3 separate regions of the Homo sapiens genome follow, and all the other regions are linked to region 1. A link is an interaction called in ENCODE POLR2A ChIA-PET data of the cell type or tissue named here. Cell type or tissue: PC-9. All regions are shown on one strand. Region 1 holds the start of ZSWIM1 (zinc finger SWIM-type containing 1). Region 2 has its middle 6.7 kb from the start of ZNF335. Region 3 overlaps PKIG (cAMP-dependent protein kinase inhibitor gamma).

The links. Peaks named below come from ENCODE experiments on the same cell type or tissue, not always from the same donor. Only the 100,000 strongest peaks of a DNase experiment are listed, where the experiment ranks them.
Region 2: POLR2A ChIA-PET joins it to region 1 with 5 read pairs; 23 of 35 experiments call an interaction of 5 or more read pairs at or near these places.
Region 3: POLR2A ChIA-PET joins it to region 1 with 5 read pairs; 2 of 35 experiments call an interaction of 5 or more read pairs at or near these places.

The regions. Positions count from the first base shown.
Region 1 is chr20:45,880,175-45,882,674 of GRCh38, forward strand. ZSWIM1 (zinc finger SWIM-type containing 1) reads left to right here and starts at 1,053. Exons shown (of 2, transcript NM_080603.5): 1 at 1,053-1,087; 2 at 2,359-2,500. The coding sequence starts at 2,419. RefSeq lists enhancers at 763-812, 1,063-1,142. In PC-9, no CTCF peak of the experiment used is centred here; a DNase peak (open chromatin) is centred at 967; H3K4me3 peaks cover 1,357 bases; H3K27ac peaks cover 507 bases.
Region 2 is chr20:45,977,643-45,980,142 of GRCh38, forward strand. No RefSeq gene overlaps it. Among named protein-coding and RNA genes, the nearest start is that of ZNF335, 6.7 kb to the left of the region's middle. In PC-9, no CTCF peak of the experiment used is centred here; no DNase peak of the experiment used is centred here.
Region 3 is chr20:44,601,824-44,604,323 of GRCh38, forward strand. The region is part of intron 2 of PKIG (cAMP-dependent protein kinase inhibitor gamma); the gene reads left to right. Among named protein-coding and RNA genes, the nearest start is that of PKIG, 20 kb to the left of the region's middle. In PC-9, a CTCF peak has its summit at 1,732; no DNase peak of the experiment used is centred here.

The sequences.
Region 1 (2,500 bases):
CCAGCCCAATAACATTTTCGATGCGTAAGTACCAACACTGATTTGATGTTGCTAGTTGGTAATCTTAATCCTCCAAGGCCTGGTAAACACCCAGTTTTCTAAGTCTGCCATCTTCAAGGGAACTGAGGACAAGAGACCAGTTAGTAGGCCCTTGCACTACTGTAGTAGGACCCTAAATAAGTCATGGCATCATTCTGTAGAATACTGGAGGGGGTTGGGCTAGAGAATGCCAAGTTTTGGCTTGTTTAAGGGGATCTGGATTTCCTCAGCTCTAAAAGTTGGGCTCCTGATCCCCGAAGGAGGAGTAGAATTTGAGACCTGGAACTCAGTTTCCCCATAAGGTAGAATATGCGTTATGACTATATATGCACTGTTTCCTAAATTCCAGGGGCTTTAGAGTTTCACACACACACACACAACAAAACAAAACCCGCGGTGGCTCACGCCTGTAATCCCAGCACTTTGGGAGGCTGAGGTGGGCGAATCACGAGGCCAGGAGTTCGAGACCAGCCTGGCCAACAGGGTGAAACCCCGTCTCTACTAAAAATACAAAAAATTAACTGGGCGTGGTGGCGGGTGCCTGTAATCCCAGCTACTCAGGAGGCTGAGGCAGGAGAATCATCGCTTGAACCTGGGAGGCGGAGGTTGCTGTGAGTCGAGATCTTGCCACTGCACTCCATCCCAGGCGACAGTGCGAGACTCCATCTCAAAAAAAGAAAAAGAAAAAATATATATATAACTGCTATTTATTTTCCTTTTCATTTTCTGCTTTTGAGGGAGTTTCCATAGTAACGTGTCCTTCCAGTCGCCTAGCCTGAAGGGAAGCCCCGGAGCTCCAGCTTCAAGGCTCAGCTCTCCCAGATGCAAGTATCTTTACCTCCAGCCAGCTCCTTGTAACCCTGGCAACACGGCCCGCCCGCGAATCGTCACGCTACGATTGGTCCGTGGTGCTAAAGCCTGAAAGCGAATTCCTCAGACATTGGTCCGAGTCACTGCGATGCTGACGCTGTGGTTGGTGAGTTTGGATGTCAGTCAGAGTCGGAGGCAGGGTCAAATAGGGAGAAATGGCGACGGAGCCTGGCTGTGGGTGAGTGCTTCCTGAAGGGGTGAAAGTGTGAGACAGCGGATCACCGCAGTTAGCCGTCACACAGCTCCCAAAGGGATGGGAGGGAGGTTTTCTTCTCATCCGGCTCCAGCTGGACTCTGGGAATGTCAGACATCCACATCTCCCACCCAGGTTAGAGGTGAGAGGTCAAAGGCCGTATTCCCTCTGTTGGTTTTTGGACCCCAGGTACTGTGGACAGCAGTCAGGATCCCGAACCAAAGACTCAACTTTCAGCTACTTACAGAGTAATGGTGGGCAAGTCACTTAGCTTCTTTGAGCCTTAGTTTATCATCTGTAAAATGAGGACAGTAACTCGGTCTGGGGCCAAATAGAGGAAACAATGGAATAGAGTATTGCTGCTAAAAGAGGGATATAGTAGAGGCAGGAGAAGCTATGCACATTTGTTAGCCATATTTTATGGTGGAAGGGATTGAGGCTCAGAGAGGGTCATTGACTTGCCCAAGATAACACAGCAAGTTTGGAGCAATTGCAGTTCTCTTATACATACCAGGACCAAAGGAAAGAATGGATGCCAATCAGTCATTTATAAATATAAAATCGTATTTTTATTTTATTTTATTTTTTGAGACAGAGTTTCACTCTGTCACCCAGAGCTGGAGTGCAGTGGCGCAATCTCGGCTCACTGCAACCTCAGCCTCCTGGGTTCAAGCAGGTCTCCTGCCTCAGCCTCCCGAGTAGCTGAGACTACAGGCATGGGCCACCATACCCGGCTAATTCTTTTTGTATTTTTAGTAGAGACGGGTTTTCACCATGTTGGCCAGGCTGGTCTCGAACTCCCAACCTCAAGTTATCTGCCCACCTTGGCCTCCCAAAGTACTGGGATTACAGGTGTGAGCCACTGCACCTGGCTAGAATGCTATTTTTTTAAAAGGCCATATGCAGCTCTGGCCATACCTATTTAAATCCCCTGGAACCATATCTTTCCATAGCTAACTTCTTATCATTTAGATTTCAGCTCCAATGTCATCCTTCTCCCCTGAGAGGCCTTCCATTACCACTTTAACTAAAGTATCCCTCCCTTCCCCAGCTTACTCTCTGACATGTTACTCAGGTTTATGGTCTTTGTAAGCTTCATTATTGGATATATATTTGCTTATTTGTTTACATGTTTATTGTGTATCTTCCCCTAGAACAGTGCTGACATATAGTAAGTGTTCAACAAATATTGTGTGGATGAATAATTGAAGAGCCAGGTCCCTGCTGTCTCCTTAAACCTCTGTTACTCTCCATAGGCCCATCTTTGGAAAAAAGATCTGGGAATGATTGTCTAGCCTCCAGCCTCAACTTACTTGATGCTTGAGAGACTCAAAGCCCCGTGGTCAGCTGCCCTGCAAAGAAAGTATTTTGACCTTGGCATTTGGACAGCTCCCATCT
Region 2 (2,500 bases), 97 kb after region 1:
CATACTAAAGCACATTCAAAGTTCTAATGTGTTTATGAGCTCATTTTCAAAATAGTAAGTTTGTCATCTTTAAAATGAACGTAACTTGCTTCCTTGATTTCTGAAATGAATTAACTGAAGATTGCTATAGTAATCTTTATTTCATCTTTCTAGAGTTGTTGGCAATTTTTTTATACAACAGTGACCATTAGAGAAGGGGGGAAGGGATTTTGGGTGTGTATTTGTAGGTACTAAGGGATTTACTAAATATAGTAGAGCACTGTCACACTTGTTCAAGTAGTTTCAAACGTAGAAAATTAAGTATCAGAGGCAGGTATAGGGAGCAATGTAGTCTTTTTTTTTTCTTCAATTTTAAAAATTTTAAATTGTGGTAGAAGCAATGTATCCTTAAGGTGAAAAACCTACCTCAGTTACATGTGGTTTGTGTTTTCTGGATTAATCTGGATTTTATAATTAGAAATAAAAATGTAAGATTTTGAATCCACTTAATAATTTCTTGAAAATAATACAAGTCAGTGTAATAGAGAAGCATTCATATATTCAACACTGTAAGACAAAACAGCAGAGACCTTGGATTTGATAATTGATCTGATATCCTGGACAGTATTCATATGTACAGTGATAGGTATGTTTCTTTGGGGTTTTTTTGTGTGCATATGTGTGTAGTTTTATCGTTCTGAGTTGGTGACCAGTAAGTTCCATGTAGTGCTGGCACTTATTTAATAACTATTCATGATTTTGTTAATAACTTGTTACAGGATTCAGGCATATATTTTCAGCATAAGAAGCCAGACACACCAGCTTGTCATTGGAGATAATATATTAAGTGAGAAAAACATTCAGGAATCAGAACTTTAACATGTTAAAGTTAGTGCTAAACATGGTCATATTGGGTCTGAACCTATCCTAATATGTAACCATAAAGCTTGACTTTTGCATTGGAACTATGCTTTCATAAATAAAGGATATCCCATGGGATTGTAATTGTAATCCCATATTATCTGTAATTGTAATTCCCATATTATCTGAGAAGTAGTGTGACACCTTTCTTTTGTTGTTACATTAAGCTGAAAACATAATACTAATAGACGACTAACAGTTTGCTTATCAGGCACATCAACTAAGGCACCTCCCCCCATGCTAAGTTTCTCCTGGATATATGGAAGTTGGTTGTTTCCCAGTTTAAAAACTTGAACTAATATTACCTAAGAAAACCTGAGCCCATATTGTTTTTATTTTACTTAGCTAGAATCTCATAGCATGTTAAAGTCATACCTTATCCCCACTAAAAATAACTATGTCTATGTGAGAGGAATATTATGTGTGGGAGCTGTATTAAATACTATTATAGGTGTTACAGAATCTTTAAATAAATGGACGTGGACCAACCTTCCATCTAGTAGTGTACGATCTATATAGTGCATGTCAGTAGCACAAAATGCAGTCTTAGTTAGCATTAGCCTGTCTAATCTGAATAGTTTACTCAAAAGTACTTCTTTGTGTTAATTATTCAGCCATTGTTTTTAGATCTAGTTAATAGGTTCTATTTAATTTGCTGCAACATTTATTGAATGGGTGAGTGAAAGAACTGATGCATATTGGGAAATATCTTACCATTTTTTAAAGATAATGTTACATTAGGAAAAGAACACTTTTAAGGAATTTATAGCAGTGATGAAATGAATTCAGTCTATATCAGATACACCAAACTGTTGATGGTATTTAAATGTGACTGCAAGTTAGTATTTCTGTATATATTATTGATTACTGGTTTGTTTTTAGATATGTAAGTCTGTCCTAATCTACGGTTCACGTATTGACAGTTGCTCTGGTAATAATAGAATGTTAGTGATGATCACTTGGTGGATGTTGATTAAGTGCCTGTGTTTTGTTTTGTTTCCTCCTCTGGATACCAAATAGGTGTATGCTACTTTTTTGGTGAACTTATTTCTTGGAAGATTTGGTTATGCTATTCAGGGTTTTTATTCTTATGTTTTTCTTCTAAACTTAAGCAGCATCCTGCTGCTACCATATTAAAGCTCAAATTTAACTTTTGTGGAAAAATCAGCTAATTCAGGTAATCCAAATATTTGTGGAAAAACATCTGGGTAATTTATTGACCACATTAGTATTGTGTAGACAGCTTTGATTATTCCCATTGCATAGGTTTTTATTGTAGAATAGTCAACTTAATATAGATTCACTTTTAATTTACATGTATAAAGTAATACTCAATAAAAATTTTTTCATTTATTTAAAAAAAAGAAAACTAAGCAATCTGGCTCTAGACTCCATACTTTTAGATTGCTGTACCATTTCTCATCATAATGCTTGACTCTTAGGTGATATTTTGTCTTCTCCTGAGTCAGGCCTGGTGGTTACTATTTTCCCATTTTACAGATGAGGAAATTGAAGCCCAGAGAGGGGATTTGACTTGCTCAAGATCACAGAAATTTTCTGGTGTAATGGAAGGGGCTGTGAGCCCAGGCCAGATCTCCTG
Region 3 (2,500 bases), 1.3 Mb before region 1:
TTGGAGCTTGTAATGGAATCTGCCTGAGCAATGAGGACTAATAGCTGCAGACTTGGAACAGACCATGTAGCTCTTGGCAGAGCCTGGGGCCTCTTCAGTTTACAAAGCTGGGGGGAGTATTAGAAACCCACGGGAGAAGTGGCTTCCTGTGGGGAAATGCCCAGAGCAGGCACCTGCAGGCACTGTAACCTCTGACCCCAGGGCCCCAAAAGGCCTGGGGACAGAGTATAAGGGCTTCACCCTTTGTCCTGGGCATTCAAGGTCAATCACATGTCTGGCAATCATCCAGATCCCACAAGATACCAAAACCTCCTGAGGATGAGGAAAAGAAAGAGCTTCATTCTTTAGCACCCTGTAGGGCTCAGGCTGAGCTAGAAGATTCTAGATTGTTTTTAGACTCAAATTGCCTGTTGGCTCTCTGGGTCCCTCTCTATCCAACTTTTCTGTAGATTTCAGCAAAAACCACCTCCTCAGAGAGGCCTTTCCTGATCATACAGCCATTAACTGCATGATCCACATGCAGAGAACCCTCTCCTCTTCTCCCATAGCACATACCATAATCTGTGATAAGATTCATTTACTTGTGCAGTGCCTTTTTCTCTTTACACATTGTAAATATCTTTTTTAGTTTCCAGTATATACCCTATGCCCGGCACAGTGCCTGGCATGTAGAAGTTGCTCAGTACATTGAATGAATAAATGAAATATCAAGACTGGAAGACTTGGAGGCCAGGTGCGGTGGCTCATGCCTGTAATCCCAGCACTTTGGGAGGCCGAGGCAGGTGGATCACTTGAGGTCAGGAGTTCAAGATTAACCTGGCCAACATGGTGAAACCCCATCTCTATTAAAAATACAAAAAAAAAAAAATTAGCCGGGTATGTTGGTTCATGCCTGTAATCCCAGCTACTTGGGAGGCTGAGGCAGGAAAAGCACTTGAACCGGGGAGGTGGAGGTTGCAGTGAGCAGAGATCATGCCACTGCACTCCAACCTGGGCGACAGAGTAAGACTCCATCTCAAAAAAAAAAAAAAAAGACTGGAAGACTTGGAGATCATATTTCAAACTTCATTATTTAGATGGTGGGAAAGGAAGCTGAGAGAGAAGGGGACTCATCAAGGGTCACCCTATTGCGCGGGTATTGAACCAGATCTTCAGCCACTGTTATGATGCAGGGCCGCACATTCTTTGCTCTTCTTTCCCTGTAATCTAGAACATCTTCTATTATTCACTTGTTCATCAGCTATTCATTGAGCTTCAAGTATGTGCAGGGCCTTCTGGACGTAACAGTAAACACACCAGCCAGGGTCACCACTTCTGGGGAATTTATATTCTTACCACACAACACCATAAAGCACCAAAGAAGGAAGTTTTAATCTTCTGTAGCACCGTTAAACAGAGTAAAAACAAAGGAGCTGAATGAAATGTCCAAAGGCAGGTTTTACTAACTCAGCCCCCAAATGAACCATCCTAATCATTTATTAATTGCATTCCACTTACATTCCCCATCACTTACTACACTTTTTGCATCACCATCTTATTGAATCTTCATAACAGCCCCCTGAACTGCAGGGTGTGACTGTTAGCCCCGCTTTGCTGAGGTGAGGGGAGTTGTGCACGGCCCACAGCTGGTAAACAACAAAGCTGGGCTGGACGAGCACCCTAGATGCCTTCTACCCTGCCACCCATTCCCCTCAGAGATTTGTAATGTCATCAGGGACTCCCAAGGGGGCAGTGTGATGTGGGGAAAAGAGCTCTGGACCGGGAGTTAGGACCGCTAGATCAAGAACCCTGGGCAAGTGCCTTGCCCTTTCTGAGCCTCCGTTTCCGCAGCTGTTGATGAGAGGCTTGTCTAGATGAGCTCTGGGATGTCTTTCGGTTAGATTCTACAACAACTTTTCATTAATTGAACAGGTATTTGCCCTGTGATGGTCCTGAATGAATCAAAGCTGTCTCCCTGCTGGAGATAGGTCATGGGCTGTTGGAAGTAAAGGTTTAGAACTCAGGAGAGAAAAGACTGTAGACCCATGTGTTAGGGCATATTAGTAATCATATATTGAGAACATCCTTCCGTGTCAATATACATAAATGGATTGGCCTGATTCTTTTTAATCATTGAAGGTTTCTGAACTGAGCATGAGGATGAGCCAACTGATGTTGGGGAATGTCCCTCTTGAAGTAGAGGACAGAGGGCTTGAGGATGAATTGGGGGTGGGGGTGGTGAGGAATAAGTGAGAAGACTGGGGGCAGAAAAGCCAGTTGGGGAAGGTTGTAGTAGACTGGATAGAGATGATGAAGCGTAACTGAGGCCATGATTACTGCATGGAGAAAATGGGAAGATGGACCTGAAGAGAGAAAATAATTGAACCTGGGTAATTGAGCTTTAAGGTGCAGGATGCCTTCTTAAAGAGAGGAAGAAGTCAGGCATGAGTTACGGGTAATAGGTTTTTGACTTGCATAATTGATTGTGGAGGTGGCTCCTGACTAAGGGAATGAATGAGAG